Linked DNA regions of Homo sapiens: region 2 is linked to region 1. A link is a loop called in an ENCODE intact Hi-C map of the cell type or tissue named here. Cell type or tissue: CD14-positive monocyte. All regions are shown on one strand. Links, peaks and the distances in the headings refer to the core of each region. The heading gives the core; the rest is flanking DNA.

Region 1 (12,604 bases), core at 1,741-9,740:
AGGACTTAGTGGCCACAAAAGTTGGCGAATAAATGAGAATGAATGAGAGAGGAAGGAGATGGAACAAACCTCAAGACTGGGGATAGAGGAGTGGGGTGCATAGAAAGCTAGGAGTCCCTGCTGGGACTAATGAGCTCAACAGGGCAGGTCATCTAGTGCCTATGGTCTAGTATAGCATTTCCCGAGATGCTGTGCCAAGATGGGTTTAGGTGGTCTCTGGACGAGACTTTCAGTACCAGTGAATCACATCAAGAGAAGGGTATTCCTTTTGCAGTTCTCTCCTTGCTTCTGATTACATTGAGGAGAAAGTTTTGGGAGGTGCCGGGTGAGGGCAGGCCTCAGCAGGTAGCAGTATCCAGCAAAGATTGAATAACATTGCTTGGTGTTTGTTGTGGTTATTTTTATGGTTATTATAGATTTCTGGCAAATGTCACTAGTTTTCCATTCACAGACTCACATCAATTTTCTGTTCAGTGCAATTTTTAAAAGAAAAAAGTGAGTCAACTAAAAATATTAGCAAATAAGAGGAAAAAGTGGTATGAGAGTATGCTGAAAATTAGAATGGTGATCAGTGAAAGATAGGCTCCCGGGAGATACTGGGTGTGGGAGGTTCAGGGTCTCCGGCTGTGGGGTCAAATGGACCACAGTTCAAACCCATTAACACTGTGACCTTGGGCAAGTCGCTTTGCGTCTCTAAGGCATAGTTGACTCCATCATAAAACATTAATATTAAATGAGCTCATGCTTGTCATGTGCTTGGCCCAAGGCCTGACCCAACATCATAGTAGTGGTGGTTATTATGTGAAGTGTTTATTGGCATGAAATACTGAACTCAGAGGCTGGTGTTCCTGGACTAGCAAGGATCACAGGCCAACATGGAAGAGGAAGCTTTGTGAGGGAGTGAGCTCTCTGTCCGCACAAGTGTTTGAGAGGCTTGTCACCTGTTGAGGATTTAGTGGCAGGATTCTGCCACTGGATGGGCAGACAAAAGGGGAAATCCCTTCAAGTAACCATTCCACGGACATGGTGCAGAGAGAGTCAACGTAGCAGGCCGGGGAGCCCTCCTTAGAAAGGCCTGCTGGCAACATTGTTCCTTGGCTGGTGTCTGGGAACTTGCATTTAGGAAGGGCTCCCACTATTCCCTGAATAGTAAGGGTGGCTGTTCTCTAAACTGTTCATGTGAGTAATACGGTTTGTGCTGAATACCTGGATTTCTTCAGGGAGTCTGCAATTCATGTTTGTGCTAGGCAGGGGATGCCTACATGACCAGCTCCTTATAAAAACTCTGGGCACTGAGTCTGTAATGAGCTTACCTGCTAGACAGTGTTTTACACATGCTACCAGGACTCACTGCTGGAGGAATTAGGCACATCCTATGTGACTGCTGGGAGAGGACTCCTGAACTTGCGCCTGGTTTTCTCAGGACCTTGTCCCAGGTTCTGTGTCCCTTCACTGATTTTGCTTTGTATTTTTTTGCTGTAATAAGACCCTTAAAAAAAAAATAGAGACAGGATCTCACTCTGTCACCCAGGCTGGATTGCAGTGGTACGATCCTAGCTCACTGCAGCCTCAAACTCCTGGGCTCAAGCAATCCTTCCATCTCAGCCTCCCGAGAAGCTGGAACTGTAGGCGTGTGCCACCATGCCTGGCTAATTTTGTGATTTTTTTTTTTTTTTAAGAGACAGGGTTTTGCTATGTTGTCTAGGCTGGTCTTGAACTCCTGGCCTCAAGTGATCCTCCTGCCTCAGCCTCCCAAAGTGCTGGGATTACAGGTGTGAGCTACTGTGTCTGGCCATAAGTCTTTACCAGAAGTAAAACATATGCTGAGTCCCATGAGTCCTTCTGGGAAACATCAGAGCTGAGGGTGGTTTTGGGAACTCCCAGCATAGCCTGCCTCTGTTTTCAGGTCAGGGAAGGAAACCCAGGGCTTCATCTGGGTCAGTGGGTCATCCTGGTTCAATGGGTCAGGGGCTTTCTAGCAAAGGTTCCGCAGAAGTTCTCCTAGGATCAAACTTAGGGAAGCGCCCTGAAGGAGTTGATGATGCTTCTGGGAAGAGCCGGCCTATCAAGTGCATATGGGGGTGCCTGTCCCTCTTTGGGGTGCTGTGTGATGTCACTGTGCTTCGTACAAAGCAGCTTAAAAGGTTTGGGAGGAAGTATTGGAGTGTGTTTATGTGTGGCTGAAGTCTCAGGTATGGTTTGTGTTAAGCCTCTGAAGGACAGAGCACAATCCCAAAATAGTTTTCATGGGAATGACCAAGGTAGAGACCATTGGTTTGGACCTATAATATCAGAGAGGCCACACCCCGATTCTTTACAAAACGTAACAGTGACCACACCTCAGTGGTTAGTGTCAAGGTTAAGGAATGTTGATATCAACTTTCCTCCGAAGGACCTGATTCAGTTATGTATGAATCTATTTCTCCCGGTCTGAGCCTCTGTTTAGACTTACAGGAGATGGTTGATGGTCTCCGATCAGGCCCACCCTGAACCAGGGCTGGGCAGGGTTAATGGAGAGTGTCTGGGATGTATTTTCAAAGAACTGTCATGGTGTAGGGGGACTAGGACAGGTGTTTGCAGACATTCCTAGCTTGAGGTTGGCCTGATTATTCTGTGTGAATCACCAGGCAGGTATTCAGCATTGGTCCTATTGGTCTTCCTTCTGATTACCCCCTAGCCAGAGGGGGTGGGGGTATAGGGCTGAGGTAAGCTCAGAAATGGGGCACTTGGCCAGGTGTGGTGGCGGGCACTTGTAATCCCAGCACTTTGGGAGGCTGAGGCAAGATCACAAGGTCAGCAGTTCGAGACCAGCCTGGCCAACATGGTGAAACCCCGTCTCTACTAAAACTACAAAAATTAGCCAGGTGTGGTGGCATGCGCCTATAGTCCCAGCTACTTGGGAGGCTGAGGTAGGAGAATCACTTGAACCCAGGAGGCGGAGGTTGCAGCGAGCCGAGATCGCGCCACTACACTCCAGCCTGGGCAACAGAGCGAGACTCCATCTCAAAAAAAAGAAGTGGGACACTTGTCTGCATGAAGAAGTGAAGGGAGTTGGAATAAAATGGAAGGCAGAGGAGCCTCTGCTGTGGTGGGCTGGAAACTCCACTCCCGCCACCCCATCCCTCCCCCATATTTCATCAGAGCCTTTTGTAAAGGATGGCAGAACCATGGAGCTGGGAGAAGGAGCTATCACTTGCCTGCAGTGTCAGCAAAGAGAGGCCAATTTTTAATGCTTTGTGTACATTATTAACTCACTTGATCCTTGTAACAGGTATTATTATTAATACTTACATCATCATTATTATTTTTTGTCTTCACGGGAATTGCTGACTTGAGATTGTCCAGCTAGATCAAGCAACTTGTCCTGGGAAAGCATGGATTTGAACCCAGGCAGTCTGGCTCCCAAGTCTACTCTCTTCACCACTACACTGTCAGGACTTGGTGACCTAGAAATGCTCCCCCTGACTCCAAAATTCAGTGACCCCAGGAGCCAATCCAAGCAGAGAAAGGCTGTCCTGATGTCCTGCAGAATGACAGTCACATCTCAGGCTTTCAAACTACTTATATGTTTTTTCCTAATTAATAGACCTTGAAATAAACAGTTAACTGTTTTTAAAAAAATTGACCTTGTAGGCCAGGCACAGTGGCTCACACCTGCAATCCCAGTGCTTTGGGAGGCTGAGGTGAGGGGATGGCCTGAGGCCAGCTGTTCAAGACCAGCCTGGGCAATATAGCAAGAGTCTGTCTCTGCAAAACAAAAAACAAAACAAAAAAAAGTAGTCTGGCCAGGCTGGGTGTGGTGGCTCACACCTGTAATCCCAGCTCTTTGAAAGGCCGAGGCGGGCGGATCACCTGAGGTCGGGAGTTTGAGACCAGCCTGACCAACATGGAGAAACCCCATCTCTCCTAAAAATACAAAATTAGCTAGGCGTGGTGACGCATGCCTGTAATTCCAGCTACTCAGGAGGCTGAGGCAGGAGAATCGCTTGAACCCGGGAGGCGGAGGTTGTGGTGAGCCGAGATCATGCCATTGCACTCCAGCTTGGGCGACAAATTAGCCTGGCCTTGGCTCCTTGTCACAGTCTCTCTTGTGCTTCTTCAGTCCCTACTTTCCTCTCCCTCCCATTTCCACTACAGATGGTGCCTTCCTACCCTACGCCATAGCAATCTGGTCACTGGGGAAATGGGGTTATGGAGAGGGGTATACTGTAATTCCCTTCATCTTATCTCAAGGTCAAGTTACATTTTGGCCCCAAGCATACAGCCCCCTAACTTGAGCTCCGGATAGACCTCCTTTGGGGCTCCCAATCCTGCTGAACCTCCCTGGCACTCTGTGCTCTTGCATATCTTCCACTCTGAGTCCAGCTCCAACATTCTGGCTATTTCTTCTTCCAGTGTTATGTGACTGGCACAGTTGGCCCCAGAGGTCCCAGCCAGGAGGACCTGGGGAAGCATCAGAGGTATTGACAGCAACATTTCTGATCCATGGTCCAACTTGGCCTGATGAGGGCAGCTGATAGTGGCTCTCCAAGATTGTCTACGTCCTAATCCCCAGAACCTGGGAATGTTATTTTATTTAGAAAAGAGTCTTTGCAGGTACAATGACGTTAAGGATCTTGAATTGAGAAGGTTTTCCTGGGTTATCTGAGTAAGCCCTAAATGTAATCACAAGCATCTTTATAAGAGAGAAGCTGAAGGAGATTTGACTGTAGATAGAAGACAAAGGGTATGATTGGGGAAGTAGGATTTGAGTGATGCAGCCACAAGCCAAGGAATGCCAGCGGCTACCAGGAGCTGAAAGAGTCAAGGACTGAGTTCTCCCCTTGACCCTCTGGGAGGAGTATGGCCCTATCAATACCTTGATTTCAGCTCAGTGATACTAATTTTTGGAAGCTTGGCATCCAGAACTGTGAGAGAATACATTTCTGTTGCTTTAAGACACCAAGTGTTATAGTGGCCAAAGGAAGGTTTTTAGAAATGCAGATATCTTTGGAAGAGAAGCTTACCCACAAGTGCAGGCTCAAGAAAGGAACCAAATCTCTAAATTCTCCCTGCTTTATGTTCTTTAGTTTTGATTGTTGCTATCTGTATACCTTGCCCTTTACCAAGGAACTATTAGCCAGGACTCTTTCTATTAAATGTTACAGAAATCCTATTCAGGCTTAGACCTGTAATCCCAGCTCTTTGGGAGGTCAAGGCAAAAGAATCACTTGAGCCCAGGAGTTTGAGACCAGCCTCAGCAACGTAGTGAGACCCCCATCTGTATAAATAAAAAATAAATTCACTAGGTGTGGTGGCACACACCTGTAGTCCCAGGTACTTGAGAGGCTGAGGATCACTTGAGCCTAGGAGTTTGAGGCTGCAGTGAGCTATGATTGTACCACTGTACTTCAGCCTGGGGACAGAGCGAGATCCAGTGAAAAGAAATCCCACTCAAATTGGATTCAGACAAAAAAGGAACAGTCCCAGGAAGTTCAGCTTCAGGCATGGTTTGATCAAGTGGCTTAAACAAACAGTGTCAGCAGTCTGATGTTTCTCTATCTCTGATTCCCTGTCTTCCTCATCAGCCCTCTTCCTTCTGCATTGGCTCCATTCTCAGTGAGACTTCTGCGAGTTGTCAGCGTGACCATCAGCAGCTTCAGGCTTGCATCTTGTCATAGTAATACATCTTTCCCCAGTAATTCCAAAACCAAATTCCAGGTATCCAGCCCCAGATGGGTAATATGCCCCTTCGTGAACTAGTACCGTGGTTGGGGAGAGGGCACGTGCTAATTGGCCAGGCAGGAGCCACTTGCTCCCGGAAACCTCGAGGGCTGAGAATGAGGTGAGGTGGTTCCACAGTAGAAAAATCAGGGTGCTTCTTTCAGAAGCCGGGGTACGTATGGCCTGCTGGGCAGGCCCACACAGCATACAGATGCTACGAGAGCCTGCTGTGCTTTGTAGGTCACAGACCCCCACGGTGTGCTTGGAAATGCCAGATCATGCTGTGAGGCTTTTCCTCTGCCCCAGCCTCTGGCACGAGACTCCCACGTGTGAAAAGCAGACTCACAGTCCCTGCGTGTCGTGGAGCCCGGGAAATGAAAACGTCAATCTGGGAGGCCCCAGAAGGTGTAGGGGATTGAGTGAGAGAGCCAAGAAGCTGCAGCAGCCGCCGCTGCTGGGACTTCGTGTTTACAAATCACATTATCGGAGCATCTTTGAACTTCTGTTGGCACGTGTGTGACTAATGTTCGAGCTGGTGAGGGCCATGTTGGGAAATGGAAAAGGGAAGTGGGGACGAGCGCTCGTGCTAAAATGGTGCTCTCTTTGGCAATGGCCTTTGGAGGAGGTGACTCACTAGGGGCATTGAGGCAACAAAGAAACTGCTGTGGCTGGATGAAAAAAAGATGCTTCCTCTGCCCCCCTCACCACCCGTGCAAGGGGAAGCCCATGACCTGAGTGTCTTGAAGGAAGCATTTGACCAGGGAGGGTGACCCAGGGTGGAGCCATACTAGACGGTGGTCAGGAAGCTGCCGTGGTGAACAGGTTAGAGTGGAGGTGATGAGTTAAGAGTTCCAGAGCCAGATGTGCAGGGCTGAGCCCTCAGTGTCGTATCTTGTTAGCAGCCTGACCTTGGATGAGATCCTCACCCTGACACCCTGATCTCGGCACCGCCATTATTAGCTGTTTAAGTGTATGCACTCTGCCCCAGTTTGCCTGGGGCAAACTGCCGAACTGTTTGAACCTTGAATTCATTCTCTGGAATAAGCATAATCATAGAAACTAGATGATTTGTCAGGGTTTTGCCGGAGCTGCTGCTTCTCTGCTTTGGAGCAGAGATGGTAGCTTTGGCAGAAAATGGTGGATCATTGCAACTGAGAAGTTAAATAAGAGGTTTCCTCAGCAGAGAGAGCAGGATGGAAGGGGTCCTCCTGAGGTGTAGGACATGGGGACGTCTTTGTGAGTATCATGCGCACGCACACACACACACAGACACACAAACGCGTGCGCGCGCACACACACGTGCCAGGTGCCACCATGCCGTTGCCTATTATTTTGATGGAGGTAGGCAGGAGCAGGAACTCCTTTTGCAAGAATGACAAAGAAGTGGCATTAGCAAGTTCTGCCTGTCTGTTCCTCTAGGGGAAACCCCATGAAACCACCACAGAGCCACTCTGCTTCCCTTTCTTGGCCCACTCTGGCAAACCCAGCCAGCAGGTAAGTGGGAGCACAGAGCGAGGCAAGGGTTGCCTTTGCTGTGGGGAGGGGTCCATCCTACTGTGTGCCCCCTGATGTCTGCACAGTGTGGATGGAGCTCCCTGGACATCCCTGCCTTCCCCTGGGCTGCCCCAAGTACTGCAGGCCTCACTCACGTGGTGCAGGACTGCTCGGCTACCCACAGGATCCTGGGGGGTGAGAGGGCATTTGCGGTGGGAGCTGAGATCTGCAGGGTCATTAGGAATTAGTGTCAGCTAATGGTGGCTCAGCACTCCTGGGGGAGAGAAGAAAGGAAAGGGAGAGAATAGGGATGTGAGCAGCCCTGATTTGCTGGTTCAGGGATTTCTGAGACCAAAAAGCAACCCACCAGCAAAGCAGAATTAGCTGTGTTATTTAAAGTTATTCACATCAGGATATTTAAATGATCTGTGCCCACTGTGTTCGTGTGGTTTCTATGGGCAAGATGTGTTTTATGTTTTTAAAGTTTGTTTAACTTTTCTCTATATCCATGGAGAATCATTGGAAGATCAAATGATATCTCGATCAGTTGTAGAACTTATTTTATTTTCTATTTTATTTTATTTTTGAGACAGAGTCTCACTCTGTCGCCTGGGCTGGAGTGCAGCGACGCAATCTCGGCTCACTGCAACCTCCACCTCCCGGGTTCAAGTGATTCTCATGTCTCAGCCTCCTGAGTTGTCGAGATTACACGTGTGCACCACCATGCCTAGCTAATTTGTGTATTTTTAGTAGAGACGAGGTTTCGCCACGTTGGCCAGGCTGGTCTTGAACTCCTGACCTCAAGTAATCCACCCGCCTTGGCCTCCCAAAGTGCTGGGATTACAAGCATGAACCATTGTGCCCAGCCTAGAATTTACTTTAAAGTAATTACCAGAATGGTAAATTTCCTCCTTCATGTAGGTCAGAACTTGTCTGTGATCTCTAAAAGTCCTGAGCTTGATCCCTCCGTGGACATGCACCTGGGTCGGGGGCACCGGGAACCAACTGAAGCCTGGTCAGTGTGTCTGTACCAGGGTTTTCGGCCATGTTACTGTTGACATTTCGGGTTGGATGGTTGTTTTGTTGTGGGCGGCGGTCCTGTGCATTGTTGAGTGTTTAGCAGCGTCCTTGGCCAGTAAATGTCACCAAGTATTGCCCCATTGGCCCCTGGGGAAAAAGCGCCCCTAGTTCAGAAACACAGGCTACACATGGAGTGCCATATTGTTCCCCTAGAAACCAGGAGAGGAAAGAGTTCCTCTGTTCTGGCCTGAGAGGGAGGCTGGGAGTGGGAACGCCCAGCACAGTTCGCTGTGGGAGAAATGAACCAGGGGCCTGAAAGGGGGTGGGTGCCACAGCTGCCCCTTCCTACAGCTTCCCCCCAGAGGCTCCAGAGCTGTCACACTGTCATTAACGACACCGCATTCCTGTCGGTGCTTGTGTGCATCTTTGGACGAAGCTAGAAAAGAAGCTGAACTATCTTCAACTGTGCCATAAAAGAGGATATAAAAAAACTCAATAAAACACGAAAATGTCAGCCGAAGCAGGATTGCTTGCTGGGGCCTTGGCAAGGAGGGGCAGACAGCAGGCTGGACGCCCCTGGCGCTGTTTGTGGGAGTCATGGGTGGGGAGGAGAGGCCAGGAGAGCCCAGCCCATGCTGGGGGCCACCAAGCCTGGGCTCTGGGCCAAACACACAGTCCCCTGGTTTCTTGAGCCCAACCCCAATGCTGTAATTCTGTTTATTTTGCTGAATATGAAATCCATATGGTTCTGATTTCTTCCTTGTAATCCGTCATCTCTGTGTGGCTTCGGAGCCAGCAACCACGCAAAGTGGCTTTGAAGTTGTTGTTCTGGGTAAGTAGGAAGTTGTGTTCTTCCAGGGTTCAGTGGGGCAACCATGAGGTTTGCATTTGGTTTGGGAACTGCTCCAGGAGAGGGAAGCAGATTGGCACAGTCAGTTTTGGTCCTGGCTTAGGAGCTTGGGCTGGGTCAGAAGGGAGACCATTTACAGAGCCTTCGGTGGATTTGCACAGCCAAGGCCACTCTCTAGCCCTCAGCTTAGGTCAGAGATACTCTTGGTTCTAGGTGTCTCTTTGGAAACAACAGAGGTCTCTGCAGGGAGCTAATGCACTCACTCAGCCTCTCCCACCTCCGTCATGACAACCCATAAATGTGTCCAAGGCTTGCCAAATGTCCTCAGGGGGGACAAAGTCGCCCCTGGTTCAGAAACACAGGCTACATGTGGGATCGCTGGGCCACATGGTAAATGTATGTTTAATGTTACAGGAAACTGCCACACTGCTCTGCAGAAGGACCATACCATTTTGTGTTCGCACGAGCAACGTGTGAGAATTCCAGTTGCTCTGCATCCTTGTCGGCACTTGGTATTGTCATTCTTTTTAATTTCAGTCTTTCTAGATAACACTTGATTTTGACATTTAGAAATGAGCCCCAGAAAGGTCCAAGATTTGTTCAAGGCCCCTAGCTCCTTGAAGACCAGAATCTAGGCATTCTGTCTTGGGGACTGCGGGCTTTCTGGGTGGTGGCCAGGTGTACAGAATGAAAGTGACAGGGTTATTCCATGTGCCAGACCTGGGAATCAGTAACTTCTGTCTGGCCCTGGGGCTTCAGCAATATCCAAGAGGAATGTAGAAAAAGGAGGTGGTGGTAGCAGGGAAAAGTTGCACATCCCGGAGTCATGAGGTTGAAGACCCTGCGCTGCTGCTCCCTCCTCCCACTCCCAGCTCATTTTAAGCTGGAAGCTCAGAGAGGTACAGAAGCCTGCCCAGTGTCACTCGGCTAGCTGGTGGCCTCTCGACTCTTCGTTATGGCAGGCAGTGGCAGAAGGCCAGCCTTGTTTCCAGAAGCACCCTTACTAAAGCACCAGGGCTGCTTCTCCTCGGCGCTTTAAGGAGTAGAGTTTTTGCAAATTGCTCTACCTGGTTGGATTATCACACTCCCTCAGTGTCTTGGCCTTGGGTCCACTCTAGACCGGAAGGAGCATGTGCAGGGGATGATGGCTGCTGCTGAAAGCAGAGTGGGTGACCTAATGGGGAGGTGGAGGTTCATCAGGACCAGGCACTTCTCCAGAGGCATCCCACCCACCCTCAGGGGGAAAGGGCCCAGCTGCCCTGGAAGGCTGTGGACATGCTTTCCCGATTGCAGAATACTTCTCTTTCATTTTGAATATCATTTGTTTGGTTGCCACGGCAACGTCAAGTCTCTATTTTAATGCTAACCTGCGTGGCTGCAACTTTCTATATATAAATGCTGCTTTGCACAGTGAATTAGCCGATGCCACGGGGAAGCAGCGGATGTGGGGATGGTGGCAGAAAATGACCAGCGTGTCAGATTTGCATAAGGACACACCACAAGGCTGAGGTGAGTTGGAACCAGGGCTCTGCTGGTTATCTTTGATGCAGATGCTCGAAGCTAATTGGACCAGGTTGAGTGCGAGGCAGCCGCCACTCCTGCAGGAGGAGAAATCTTCCTTGGATGACCTCTTGCTTGGCTAGGGTTTGGCTCTGCTCTGGGGGGGATTTGGGGGATTCTTCTGTCTTCCCGTGTATCAGTCCTCCTCATGCATCCAGTGAGTCTGGGTCGCACCATGACCCAAGGGTCTGGAAAGAAGAGAAAGCCACTTGGGCAGGGGAAGTATCTGAGATGAGCTCTGTGGGAAGTGAGTTTTTCTTGATTTCCGGGGATTTACCTCAGTTTCCTGTTTTGGATCTTCTCCTCCTCAGTTTGCCTTTTCTTAATTCCCCAGTGTAGCGAGAATTTGTAGAGGCCACGTGGCTCCAAGTAGCATAATAGAGTTCTCAGGAGAAGCCTGAAAAGGCCCTTGGGAACCAGCAGATACAGTTCCCCCAGGTTCTAGATGAGGGAGATGCTCAGAGAGGTGACACGCTCTGCCAGATGTCACACAGCTGCCCTGGGGAAAGTGGGATGGGAAACCAGGTCCACACTGGTCTTCTGACTTACTCATGCATGCCACGTTTGTGCGCATTCTGTCATGGGACCAGGCAGCGTGTGGGTGTACACAACAGTGAAAGGGGATACAGCGTGGACAGCATACCCTGATGTTCCTTTCTGGTTTTGCAAGCCGGAGACGTGTAATGAACACAGGATTGTATAACTTGATCTGGATCGGCCTCTGGAAAGAGCATGGAAGTTTGAATCTACAAAACTTGGATTTGCGTGGATTCAGCCACTTTCTACCTGTGTGACCATTTTGTCAACTTTTCTGAGGCTCTATTTCCCCACCTAACCTCAAGATGTGCTAAATATCTTCCCCTGGCATTGCAATGAGTCAATGTTACGGCCAGTGTGAACCTATTGAGGACTGTGATAGGGGTGTGATGTGTCTGAGAGCAGAGTGGGTTGCAAACTATAAGGCATCTCACCATAGCAGGCCACAGCTCTGTTCTCCTGAGTCTGGGAGAGGATGGCACCGGTATCAGAACACTGGCCCAGCCAGAGGAGTTGTCCGAAGATGGAGTTCTTCAGACGGCTCCTCTGATCAGTATGGTGTGAAATGTAGTACAATTTTATTGCTGTCAGAATATGTCATTCGGGCTTCTCCTATAACATCAAACATTTGACAGATTTTTTTTTTTTTTTTGAGACGGAGTCTCGCTCTGTAGCCCAGGCTGGAGTGCAGTGGCGTGATTTCGGTTTACTGCAAGCTCCGCCTCTGGGTTCACGCCATTCTCTTGCCTCAGCCTCCTGAGTAGCTTGGACTACAGGCACCTGCCACCACACCTGGCTAATTTTTTTTTGTTTGCTTTGTTTTGTTTTGTTTTTGTTTTTGTTTTTGTTTTTAGTATTTATTGATCATTCTTGGGTATTTCTCGCATTGGGAGATTTGGCAGGGTCATAGGACAATAGTGGAGGGAAGGTCAGCAGATAAACAAGTGAACAAGGGTCTCTGGTTTTCCTAGGCAGAGGACCCTGCGGCCTTCCGCAGTGTTTGTGTCCCTGGGTACTTGAGATTAGGGAGTGGTGATGACTCTTAACAAGCATGCTGCCTTCAAGCATCTGTTTAACAAAGCACATCTTGCACTGCCCTTAATCCATTTAACCCTGAGTGGACACAGCACATGTTTCAGAGAGCACGGGGTTGGGGGTAAGGCCATAGATTAACAGCATCCCAAGGCAGAAGAATTTTTCTTAGTACAGAACAAAATGGAGTCTCCTATGTCTACTTCTTTCTACACAGACACAGCAACAATCTGATTTCTCTATCTTTTCCCCACATTTCCCCCTTTTCTATTCGACAAAACCCCCATCGTCATCATGGCCCGTTCTCAGTGAGCTGCTGGGTACACCTTCCAGACGGGGCGGTGGCCAGGCAGAGGGGCTCCTCACTTCCCAGAAGGGGCGGCCAGGCAGAGGCGCCCCCCACCTCCC
Region 2 (12,604 bases), core at 3,105-11,104, 92 kb before region 1:
TGCTTTGAATTTGTTCATTTGACAGGTGAGGACTGGAGTAACTGACCTAAGGGCACCCAGATAGAAAGAGGTATGTATCCCAGGTCTCTGTAACTCAACATGAGCTCTAACCCTCAGGGTAAAGCCGCCCCATGGGGAAAGTCTTGGGGGCTTGCTGGGAGAATGGGAATGCCAAGGATGGATTGGAACCAAGAGCTTGTCAGCACTCAAAGTATGGCCCTATCCCCCAACCCAGGTGGAAGAGCTGAGGTAAGATGCAGGAGTGATAAAGAACAGACAATATTCAGGAGGTACTAATTTAAAATATGTTAGATGCCTTTTTATTTCTTTCAACTTTAATCTGTATTTCTCTCTCAAGCATTTTTGTAGCCAGATATTTTGATTTCTTTAAATCTTATTCCAATCTATGTTTCCCTTTCTTTTTTTTTTTTTTAAATTAAAAATTTTTTGGCCCAGCCTGGTGGCTCGTGCCTGTAATCCCAACACTTTGGGAGGCCGAGGCAAGCGGATCACTGGAGGTCAGGAGTTCCAAAACCAGCCTGGCCAACATGGTGAAACCACTCCCCCGCACCCCGTCTCTACTAAAAAAATACAAAAATTAGCGGGCGTGTTGGCGCATGCCTGTAATCCCAGCTCCTCAGGAGGCTGAGGCAGGAGAATAGCTCGAACCCGGGAGGCAGAGGTTGCAGTGAGCCGAGATCACGCGACTGCAGTCCAGCCTGGGTGACAGAGTAAGACCCAGTCTCTACAAAGAAAAATAATTTTTTTTTCTTTGTAGAGACAGGGTTTCTGAGCCATCGTGTCTGGCCTGTTTCTAAAATATTTTTTTGTTGTCCTTTTTACATTTATTTTTTAAACTATGATAAATCACATATAACAAAATTTACCATCTTAACCATTGGAAGTCTATAGTTCAGTATTAAGCACATCACATTGTTGTACAGCCTTCACCATGATTTAGCCCCAGAGCCTTTTTCATTTTGCAAAACTGAAACTCTGAACCCAGTAAACAGTCACTCCCCATTCCCTCTCCCCGCCAGCCCCTGGTAACTCCATTGTCCTTTCTATCTCTATGAATTTGACTATACTAGGGACCTCATATAATTGGAATCATATACTTCCCCTCGTGTGATGGGCTTATTTAGCTTAGCATTTGAACATTTTTAATAGGCAACTAATTTCTGCTCTTCTTTTATGACAAGTTATTGATTCATAGAAAAATATGGACTGATCAGATGTGGCTGTTTTTTCTCACTTAATACATCTCTGGAAACTTAACACAGTAAATAGCCAGTGACATGAAAAGATCAAACTTTTAAAAAGTGACTCGTGGAGCAAACTGGGACTTCGGCAATCCCTTGGTATTTTTTTCCTTCTTTAAAAAAATCAAAAGATACAAGCTCCCCCAGAGTGCTTGTCAAGAATGAGTGGGAGGGGGGACCCAGGAAACTTGAAGGATACATTAAATTCTTTAAATAAATTCAGGAAGTAACATCCAGGAGTGGTTCACACCATTCATAAAATATACAGCTCCCTCCTAGAGAGAGAGGATTCAGTGTGATGTTTTTCCCCCTGAAATAAGCCCGCCCAGCTTCTCAGCACAGACTGTGTGATTCTTACACTGGGCAGCGCTGCTTCTTCAGGCCGGGCTGTCAGAGCAGGGACAATCCCAAGCCAAGTCACTGCTTTCAGTTTATCTCAGAGGGACCAGCATGTGCCTGGGCGATATTAGCACCTTCAGACTGGGAGCCTTCGGAAGGGTTCTGCCAGCATTCTGGGAAGGCGATTTTTTTTTTTTTTTTTTTTTTGAGATGGAGTCTTGCTCTGTCGCCCAGGCTGGAGTGCAGTGGCACAATCTCGGCTCACTGCAGGCTCCGCCTCCCGGGTTCACGCCATTCTCCTGCCTCAGCCTCCTGAGTAGCTGGAAATACAGGCGCCCGCCACCACGCCTGGCTAATTTTTTGTATGTTTTTTAGTAGAGACGGGGTTTCACCGCGTTAACCAGGATGGTCTCGATCTCCTGACCTCATGATCCGCCCGCCTCGGCCTCCCAAAATGCTGGGATTACACGCATGAGCCACCGCACCCGGCCTGGGAAGGCGTTTTTGTAAGGCAGATTGGCAACTGGACATTTGCATTTGGCTTCATCATCCATCATTGTATGTTTTTTGGCTTGGGCTGGAGGGCATATTTGATTTAAATGTAATAGTTAATGACTGAGTGGAACAACTGAGATCTGTCAAGATTAACTGTTGAGCAGTCAGCTGAAATGTGTGGGAATGTGAGTCTGCAGGAAGCTCAAGTTCAAAGTCTGCGACCTTCCTTTCCCGTTGACATGGTAAAATCCTGTTACAGTGCTCGAGTCAGAGGACAAGATGGCACCTACTGTAGTGGATATTTGTGGTCTGTTGTCTCTGATTCTCCTTCTTCTGGTAACGACACTTCCATTTTTCTTTGGGGAACCACAGATGCAGTGGGTTCATTGGAAAATGAGTGAACTATTGGTTGGAGCTGGTTTGAGTTTGGTTAGAACCAGGCCTCTCCTAAATCCCTCTCACTACAGTGAACCAGAAATGGACATGTCACCCAAGCTGGGTTCATGAGCTTCTTCCCTCCCTAGGACCTTTTGCTGTATAGTTTGGCAAAGAAATGCTTTCTTCCCCTGGGGTTGTTAAAGCTAGGAAGATTATAAACTTGGAGCTGCCATGACCATCTTTGGTAATACTTGGGAAGCACCTGAGAATGAAGCTAGCAAAAAACAAACAAAAACCGCAAACAAACAAACAAAACGGAGCCGCGACCCTTGTTCAAGTGCTTGGATCCATCTGCAACTGAAGGCCAGACACTCTTGAACTTCCAAGTTATATGAGCCAATAAATACTGCCATGCCTTCGTCTGTGTGTGTGTGTGTGTGTGTGTGTGTGTGTGTGTGTGTATGGTTTCAATTTCTATGGCTTCCAACTTACTGCATCCTGTCAAAAACAGCCATATTATGACCAGGTGTGGTGGCTCATGCCAGCAGTTCCCGCTACTTGGGAGGCTGAGGTAGGAGGATTGCTTGAGGCCAGGAGTTTGAGGTTTTAGTGTTTTATGATTTTGCCTGTGTGAAGCCACTGCTATTCAGCCTAGGCAACATAGTGAGACCCATCCCTGAAATAAACGACAAGCAAAGCACATACTTCCTTAACTTTCTATATTATAGTTAGAGGAAAATGTCATATTGCGCACCTGTGATGTGATCTGCCTGGTGGCAAGGGTGAGCCCAGGCAGTCATGGTGAGATTACAGAGGTTTGGTATGCCGTGGAGAGACCACTAGACAGGGAGCTGGGATTCACAGGCTCTAGGTGCCTTTCTTCTTCCTGGCTAGGTAACCTGGGCAAGTCTCTTAAGCTTTCTCAGCCTCAGCTCTCAACATCTGTAAAACAGAGGAATTAAACTAGGTGATCTTCGAAGTCGCTTTTAGCTCTATATGGTCCTGTAACTGTTTTATTTAATATCTGTGTTTTAAATGGGCAGTAGAAATAGGGACAAAATCAAAGAGAAACAATTAAAAATACCCCCTAGATCTCTACGAATTGCTTGAAGATCCACCTTTTTTTTTAATACAATTTTTAGTGTAAATTTTTTAAGTTGAAGTGTAACCTACATACAGAAGAACGGTCATACCTGGCCAGACAGGGTCGCTCATGCCTGTAATCCCAGCACCTTGGGAGGCTGAGGTGGGTGGATCGCTTGAGCTCAGGAGTTCAAGACCAGCCTGGGCAATATGGGGAAACCCTGTCCCTACAAGAAATTAGCTAGGTGTGGTGGCACGCACCTGTAGTGCCAGCTACTCAGGAGGCTGAGGTGGTTGGATTACTTGAGCTCAGGAGTTCAAGACCAGCCTGGGCAATATGGGGAAACCCTGTCTCTACAAAAAAATTAGCTAGGTGTGGTGGCATGCACCTGTAGTCCCAGCTACTCAGGAGACTGAGGTGGGAGGATCACTTGAGCCTGGGAGGCAGAGGTTGCAGGGAGCCAAGATCGTGCCACTGCACTTCAGCCTGGGCGACAGAGTGAGACACTGTCTCAAAAAAAAAAAAAAAAAGGTCACACTTCATGTGTATAGTTTGATGCGTTTTCATAAACTGGGAACACTCTTGTAATGAGCATCTACGTCAGACACGGAACTTACCCAGGACCTAAGAAACCTTCTCTCCAAGTCAGTACTCTCTTCCAAAGGTGACCCCGATCTTGACTTCTAGATTGTGTAATAATTTTGCTTGGTTTTAAATTTTACATAAACTGAGCATAGAGAAGTTATTCTTTTTGGTGATGGAGGTTGGGGGGGGTGCATCTGGCTTTTCTCACTTAACACCTTGTTTGTGAGATTCACCTATATTATGGGTGGCAGTAGTTCATTCTCATTGCTGTGTAGTGTGTCACCCTATGAATAAATACACCATCAATTATTTATCCTACTCTTGGATCTTTGGGTTCTTTCATACTATTATGAACAGTGCTACCTTGAACATTCTCGTACATGTTTTTGGTGGACGAAAGCTCTCATTTGTGTTGGGTATTCACCTAGGGGTAGGATTGCTAGGTCATAGAATATGTGTATCATATGTTTACTCTTGGGAAATACTACCAAATAGTGTTCCACTCCCACTGGCACTGTCTGTGACTTCTCATAGTTCTACATCCTTGTCTGTGTGTGCCATTGCTGGTTTTACAGATTTTAGTCATTTGGGTGAACGTGTAGGGGTCTCACATTGTGCGTGTGTGTTATCTTTAATATATATATATATATATATATATATATATATGTTTTAGAGACAGTGTCTCACTCTGTTGTCCACGCTGGAGTGCAGTGGTGTGATCTTGGCTCACTGCAGCCTCCACTTCCTGGGCTCAGGTGATGATCCTCTCACCTCAGCCTCCCGAGTATCTGGGACTACATGTGCATGCCACCATGCCCAGCTAATATTTTGTATTTTTTAGAAGAGATGAGGTTTCACCATGTTGCCCAGGCTGATCTTGAACTCCTCAGCTCAAATGATCCTCCCACCTTGGCCTCCCAAGGTGCTGAGATTACAGGTGTGCCCCACTGTGCTTGGCCTCTTTACCTTTTTAATTAGCAATTTTTCAGAATTTTATTATGAAAAATTTGAAGAGTTGCAAGAATTACAGTGCACACTTATATACCCATCATCAGATTCCGCCATTAACATTTTCTTATACTTGTTTTATTGCATATCTAACCTTCTATCCTTCCATCAATCGTATTTTTTTGGAAACATTTCAAAGTAAGTTGAGAACAGCAGTATACTTCATTCTAAGGAGTTCAGTATACAGAGCATTAACTTACATACAGTGTAATGCACATATCTTTTTTTATTTTTCTTTTTATAGAGGTGGGATCTTGCTATGTTACCCAGGCTGGTCTTGAACTCCTGGCCTCAAGTGACTCTCCTACCTCGGCCTCCCAAAGTGTTGGGATTACAGATGCGAGCCCCCTGCACCTGGCCTTGTTTTTTTTTTTTTTTTTTTTTTTTACCAAAAAAAGAAAAAACAGGATTGGCCGGGTGCGGTGGCTCACGCCTGTAATCCCAGCGCTTTGGGAGGCCGAGGTGGGTGGATCACAAGGTCAGGAGATCGAGACCATCCTGGCTAACACGGTGAAACCCCGTCTCTACTAAAAAAATACAAAAAAATTAGCCAGGTGTGGTGGCGGACGCCTGTAGACCCAGCTACTAGGGAGGCTGAGGCAGGAGGATGGCATCAACCTGGGAGGCAGAGCTTGCAGTGAGCCGAGATTGTGCCGCTGCACTCCAGCCTGGGTGACAGAGCGAGACTCCGTCTCAAAAAATAAAAATAAAATAAAATAACAGGATTTTGTTCTGTTGCCTAGGCTGGAGCGCAGTGGTACGATCATAGCTCACTGGAACCTCAATCTCCTGGGCTCAAGCAATCCTCCCATCCCAGCCTCCTAGAGTAGCTGGGACTGCAGGTGGATACCACCATGTCCAGCCTACGAGTACCTATATGCTTACTGGCCATCTGGGTTTCACATGTGTGTGAAATTGTGTGTGTCTAAGGGTGATATGCCTAAGGGTGATATGTCTAAGGGTGGCTTTTAAATTTTTTGCGGGGAGGGTGAAGAGTCCAGTTGACTGACGGGAGGACCAAGGGTATATTCATGTGACAAACCTGGTTCCAAAGTGTCTACTATTAACTGGAAGCAGATTCTCACACCTACAAGGCTTCCCAGTGTCAGGAGCCAGGAAATGCTGGTTTGTTAAAACTCAGCCCAAAATTGGGCAGAGCAGTGAAATTTCCAAGCATGATGCTCAAAGCCTTATCTTCTAATCATTTCCAGTTATGTAACTTTTTTTTCCAACGAGTGTCAGTCTAGCAGGATAACACAAAATCATTAGCAGATTTATAAAGCGGTTTGACCAACGGCTGCCAGAGGAAGTGTGACTTTGAGTTCCCCACGTAGGCGTCAGACTTGTCTTCATATTGAAAGGCAGGGGAGTTGGTGCAAAGAAGGGTGTTCCCGGGGGCAGTTGACAGTAATGGATCTTTAAAAAAATTATTCCCCTCGTCAGCTCCAAGGTTGGCAGGCCTTGCACTTCAGGGTGTCAGGCCCTGTCCCCAGCCCCTTTCCTAGGCTGAGGACTCTGGGTTTGCTGCGGGTTTGTAAGCCGTGGGTGTTTCCTCCTTCTCCCAGGGGTCCCATGTGTCAAATCCTGTGACTGGGCATGTGTGGCCTTGTCATGATGCATGGGTCTGTGTCCGGGGAGGAGCAGGGCCACCCACATCCTCATTTGGCTTTCTGTTTCTTCTCAGATGTCATTTTGTGAAGGAGCCACCGACCAAGGCCTGGTTAGGAGGAAGTGGTCACCAAAATACTTTGGTGTCCAGGGCTTGCAGAGAGCTTGTCCTCAGTGGCTGTGTCTGAACTCCACTATTGAGGGTGCCTGGAGGGGGATCTTGATTGGGAAGGCAGTGGGGAGTTTGAAGGAGGGGCTGTTTATAGAGGCTTGAGCAGGGTAGAGGATGGGGAAGCACGCCCAGAGAGGGGAAAAGGGAGGGAGGCCTGCAGCAGGAGGGGGCCGACTGCTCTAAAGAAGCCACTGCTACTCCCAACCCCAGCCTGCAGCCTGCAGCCTGCTAGGAGGGAACTGGTGAAAATACCCCAACCTCGCTTTCCTCATGAACCTTCATCTCCTACCTATGACTTTCAGTGGCCAAATTGTCTTTCACTGTAGCCAGAGGGTGCGAGGGTCCCTGGAGTCCCTGTGGGTCAGCCTTCTGGTGCAGGAGCTGCAGGAGAAGGGCCAAAGCTAGCTCCCGACAGGCAAGTGGAGAGTCACCAGCCCAGAGATGTTTCTAGAGCTTTGTCCCATGTTAAAACACAAAATTATTTGCTCTGGGAGAATATATTTAAAACTTCTCTTGACGAGTTTGGAAGAGAGCTTTGGCCTAGGAACTGATCTGAAATTAAATGCAGACATATGGGGTGGGGGATCTTGTTCATAAAGATCCTCCTCCTGCCTGGCTTGAGTCAAGAAACAGGCGAAGGGCACCCATGGCTGTGGCATGGAGGGCTAGGACAACAGAGACACTTTGCAGGAACATGGGTTTAGGAGGTGGAATGCCAGAATGGGCTCCCCAGGGTAGAGGTTTGGAGAAATCTGCTTACGAAGGAAATATTATCAAGGACCAAAAAAGTGATGGAAAGAGAGGGACATTGTGGCGGAGCTAAGGATGGGTGGAGCAAGAAGAAAAAGTCAGAGTTGGGAAAGAAGCTAGGTCGGAGTTAGAGAATCTCGTCTCTAGGCTGGGGCAATGGAACAAGTAAGGAAGTCAGTTGCATGGTTGGAAGAGAATGTATTCCCTTCGAACCTGACTCTTGGTGAGGGTTGCTCATCCATGCCTGTGTGGCATAGTGGTTCAGAGAGTGCGGGGTGTCAATGCCAGCTGTACTACTTACTAGCTGTGAGTCCCTGGGCAGATTACATAACCTTTCTGTATCTCAGATTTCTCATCTGGAAATAGGACCATTATAATACATGTCTCTTAGGGTTATTTTAAGGATCAAATGAGTAAATACAGGTAAAACTTTAAACCACTGCTGTATATTTAACCCTTAGGGTCTCCGACACTGTCATGAAGGCTGCCTCTGAACAGGAGAGGACTGAGTGGACCAGTTTTGGGATGGGAGTGGGAGGACCAGAAGAATGGTACCGCCAGGGAAGAGAAAATGGGAGGGAGGCCATGGTCTAAATTGATCCCTGACATAGCGGTGGGAAATGAGCCAAGGAAACTGGCTTGAACTAGCTTCTATTTGGAGGCTGGCCATTTGCTGCAGAGACAGTTATTTGAAGCTCACGAGTCATTCACACATTATTACAAATACTTTTATGAGGACCTTTGGTTTCTGAATAGGGCAGAGCTGGGGGTGAGCCTGAAAACATGGCTATCAGAAGGAAGAGTCTTGGGAGAAGGGAAGTGGAGGGAGAGGAATTGTTTTTACTTTAATATTTCTTGTCTTAAAAAGAGTTATTGGTGGCCGGGCACGGTGGCTCACACCTGTAATCCCAGCACTTTGGGAGGCCGAGATGGGTGGATCACCTGAGGTCAGGAGTTCGAGACCAGCCTGGCCAACATGGTGAAACCCCATCTCTACTTAAAATACAAAAAATTAGCTGGGTGTGTTGGTACGCACCTGTAATCCCAGGTACTCGGGAGGCTGAGACAGGAGAATCGCTTGAACCCGGGAGGCGGAGGTCGCAGTGAGCCGAGATCGTGCCACTGCACTCCAGACTGGGGGACAAGAGTGAGACTTTGTCTCAAAAAAAAAAAAAGAGTTATTGGTTTAGTAGGATTTAGGGATGGAGGTTCCCATGCAGACTGTGGACATGGGTTTTGTGTGTGTGTGTGTGTGTGTGTGTGTGTGTGTGTGTGTGTGTAGCCTGGGGTTGGGGATTGGGGTAATGGTAGCTCCACCTTTATGAAGCGTTTCTCCAGGACACACTTTTCCTGAACACAGTGCAGTGAGCACCACTTTTCACCTATAGTGAAGGTGTTTTCTAGCTGGCTGGGGAGCATCACCCATAGACAGCATGATACAGTTGTTAAGAGCACAGGGAAACCAGTGGGTTTGGACTGAGTTTTGAATCTCTGCTCAGTCACTCTGTTTTTCTTTCTTTCTTTTTGAAAAATAGAGATGGGCGGTTGGGCGGCAGTCTCACTATACTGCCCTGGCTGGTCTCAAACTCCTGGCCTCAAGTGATCCTCTGGCCTCAGCCTCCCAAAGTGATGGGATTACAAGCGTCAGCCACTATGCCTGGCCTGTGAATTTTTTTTTTTTGTTTTTCTTGAGACAAGGCCTCACCCTGTCATCTAAGCTGGAGTGCAGTGGCATGATCACTGCTAACTGCAGTCTCGACCTCCTGGGTTCAAGCAATCCTCCCACCTTGGCCTCCTGAGTAGCTGAGACCACAGATGTTTGCTACCATGCCTGGCTAAATTTTTAATTTTATTTCTTGTAGAGACAAGGTCTCTCTATGTTGCCCAGGCTGGTCTTAAACTCCTGAGCTCAAGTGATCCTCCTGCCTCGGCCTCCCAAACTGTCTGGATTACAGGCATGAGCCATCAGACCCAGTTTGGCCTGTGTGAATTTTTAATATGTATATTTTAATATATATTTTAATCAAAGACTACAGTTAACCAGCATTTATATTCTATTTGCCAAAAAGGCAAGAGTCTCAGCATATTTTTACTTTCCTTTCTATCTTTTCTCTACCATGTCCCATGATGAAATTATTTGGAATTATAGATCCAGATTACATTATTATTGTGTTTATTACCTCAAACTCCTGGGCTCAAGCAGTCCTCCTGCCTCAACCTTCCAAGTAGCTGGGACTACAGGTGCATACCACCACACCCAGCTAAATTACATTTTAAAACTTGTTGTTTTTATAGAGATGAATCTTTTTATGTTGCCCAGGCCGGTCTTGAACTCCAGGCCTCAAGTGATCCTCCCATCTTGGCCTCCCAAAATGCTGGGATTACAGGCATGAGCCACCTCACCTGGCCTGCTTGGTCACTCTGACCTGCAGGAAGTTGCTCAAACCTTTTGGTACATCAATTTCCTCATCTGTAAAATGGGCATGATAGTGGGACTTATTTCATAAAATAGGAAAAGTAAATGAATGATTTAATACATGTAAATAATTTAAAAGAACAATACTAATTTAAAAAACATTATTATTTTATTCTTCTACTCATTTCTTACGGATTCCTTCTGTTCCAGCCAGTCAGGCTTCAGGTTTCTCATTGATTTCTTTTTTTTTTTTTTTTTGTGAGTCAAAGAGTCTCACTCTGTCACCCAGGCTGGAGTGCAGTGGCATGATCTCAGCTCACTGCAACCTGTGCCCCCTGGGTACAAGCAATTCTCCTGCCTCAGCCTCCCAAGTAGCTGGGTTACAGGCACCCGCCACCACACCCGGCTAATTTTTGTATTTTTAGTAGAGATGGGGTTTCACCATATTGGCCAGGCTGGTCTCTTGGCCAGGCTGGTCTTGAATTCCTGACCTCGTGATCTGCCTACCTCGGGCTCCCAAAGTGCTGGGATTACAGGCGTGAGCCACCACGCCCAGTGTTTTTTTTTTGAGACGGAGGCTTGCCGTGTCACCTGGGCTGGAGTGTAATGGCGTGATCTTGGCTCAGTGTAACCTCCTCCTCCTGGGTTCAAGCAATTCTCCTGCCTAAGCTACCCTGAGTAGCTGGGATTACAGGTGCCCGCCACTATGCCCAGCTAATTTTTTTTTTTTTTTTTTTTTGTATTTTTAGTGGGGATGGGGTTTTACCATGTTGGTCAGGCTGGTCTCAAATTCCTGACCTCAGATAATCCACCCGCCTCCCAAAGTGCTGGGTATTACAGGTGTGAGCCACTGTGCCCAGCCAGGTTTCTCATTGATTTCTGAAGAAGTGTAAGAAATGGCCACGCACCTACCCTTGCTTGGCCTGTCTGGCCCTCCTCACCATCTCCCTGCATCCTGCAAAGTCCTCCTCTAGAAACTCTTGCTCATCTTCAGCTCTCAGGGCCTTGTCTTCCTTGGGAGGAGGCACCTAAGCGGCACCTGCACATGCCACCCTGAATTGACAGATTGGAGCATTTATGTTAATATAGAGAGGCCTTGAAGGCTGCGTCTCCTCCTCTGCCATCTTGCTCTCCACCGTCATGTTTAACATGGCCCCTTGCACACGGCAGCAGTGGACGAGGCACTGGACTGGGGGAATGTCTATCTGGAGTCACATCTTGGCTGTGTGACCTTGAATGAGTCACTCGGTCTAGGTGGGTCTCCTTTTGTCATGTGTGAAATTAAGCTAAGTACTGGGAACTCTAAGGGTTAAGAGCTAATGCACGCACAGTCAATTCTTCACTGGGAAGTGATGCTTTACAAAGTCAAGGTATTGTGATGAATCCTTCTGTGTTCCGCCTGCATGCCTTAGACGGTGCTGAGCACAGAATCGTTCCTCAATAAGATTCTCTTGGGGAGTCGATTGCTGACTAAAGTGGATTGGTACAGCTTCTGTTTTGATCTGCCTGTCATAATGTTCTATCTCCCATCTTTTCGGGGAACTTCCCTATTCTCACCCCGCCATGTGACTTTGGTGGGGCTTGTCAACCAAGATACGTTGCTAAGTTGGGAGGAAGTTACCAGTGGCTCTCTAGTTGGGGCAGAGTCCACCTACACGTGACAGCCAGTCAGAGGTGAGAGAAGATGTCCTGTAGACATTGTGTGAGTCCCTGGAACCAGGCATCACTGAACTCCAGTGATGCATGCTGATAAATCCTCCTTTGTGTTGGCTTAAACTTGTGGATTGGATTTCTGCCACTGGCAACTGAAAGTCCTGGCTCTCTTTTCCTTCCATTTTGGAATGCAGCAGTGATTCTCTCTCTTCTTCCATTAACAAAGGGAAACTGAAAGGGTGTCAGAAGTAAAAGTCAAAACTGGAAAACTTTATTTAGGTTGGGTTATGGTGGCTCGTGCTTGTAATCCTAGCACTTTGGGAGGCCGAGGCAGGAGGAGCGCTTGAAGCCAGGAGTTCAAGACTAGCTTGGGCAACATTAGGGAAACCCTTTCTCTGTAAAAAATAAAAAAAGTAGCTGGGCATGGTGGTGTACACCTGTAGCCCTAGCTATTCAGGAGGCTTAGGTGGGAGACTCACTTGAGCCAAGGATGTCAAGGTTGCAGTGAGCCATGATCATGCCATTGCACTCCAGCCTGGATGACAGAGTGAGGCCCTATCTGTAAATAAATAGATAGATGGTAGGTAGGTACGTAGATTGATGATAGACTCTTATAATCACATTAAATGCTGTCATTAAATGACGTAGAATAATATTTAATAACAAGATAAAATATCACCAAGAAAAATGAACATGTGACAGTTTTGTTAGAAAACAGTATTGTTAGAAAACAATACTTAAAAGAGGCTTCATCTGAGCTTCATCAGTGACAAGTATTTAAAAAAAAAACAAAAACAAAAACAAGCAAACGAAACCCTTTAACTTGGTATGTTGGCCTGTGCCTATAGTCCCAG

Evidence for each region. Hi-C counts contacts between places; a loop is a spot of excess contacts. Peaks named below come from ENCODE experiments on the same cell type or tissue, not always from the same donor. Only the 100,000 strongest peaks of a DNase experiment are listed, where the experiment ranks them.
Region 2: a loop joins it to region 1, with 3 times the contacts of the local background. A loop is called at or near these places in 2 of 110 quality-filtered maps.

The regions. Positions count from the first base shown.
Region 1 is chr17:10,057,664-10,070,267 of GRCh38, reverse strand. The region is part of intron 1 of GAS7 (growth arrest specific 7); the gene reads left to right. Among named protein-coding and RNA genes, the nearest start is that of GAS7, 130 kb to the left of the region's middle. RefSeq lists enhancers at 1,389-1,888, 8,785-9,286, 10,377-10,476. In CD14-positive monocyte, for the core only: no CTCF peak of the experiment used is centred there; DNase peaks (open chromatin) are centred at 5,577, 6,317, 7,137 and 9,077; H3K4me3 peaks cover 1,132 bases; H3K27ac peaks cover 4,558 bases.
Region 2 is chr17:10,151,271-10,163,874 of GRCh38, reverse strand. The region is part of intron 1 of GAS7 (growth arrest specific 7); the gene reads left to right. Among named protein-coding and RNA genes, the nearest start is that of GAS7, 41 kb to the left of the region's middle. RefSeq lists an enhancer at 6,497-6,716. In CD14-positive monocyte, for the core only: no CTCF peak of the experiment used is centred there; a DNase peak (open chromatin) is centred at 6,794; H3K4me3 peaks cover 2,510 bases; H3K27ac peaks cover 5,550 bases.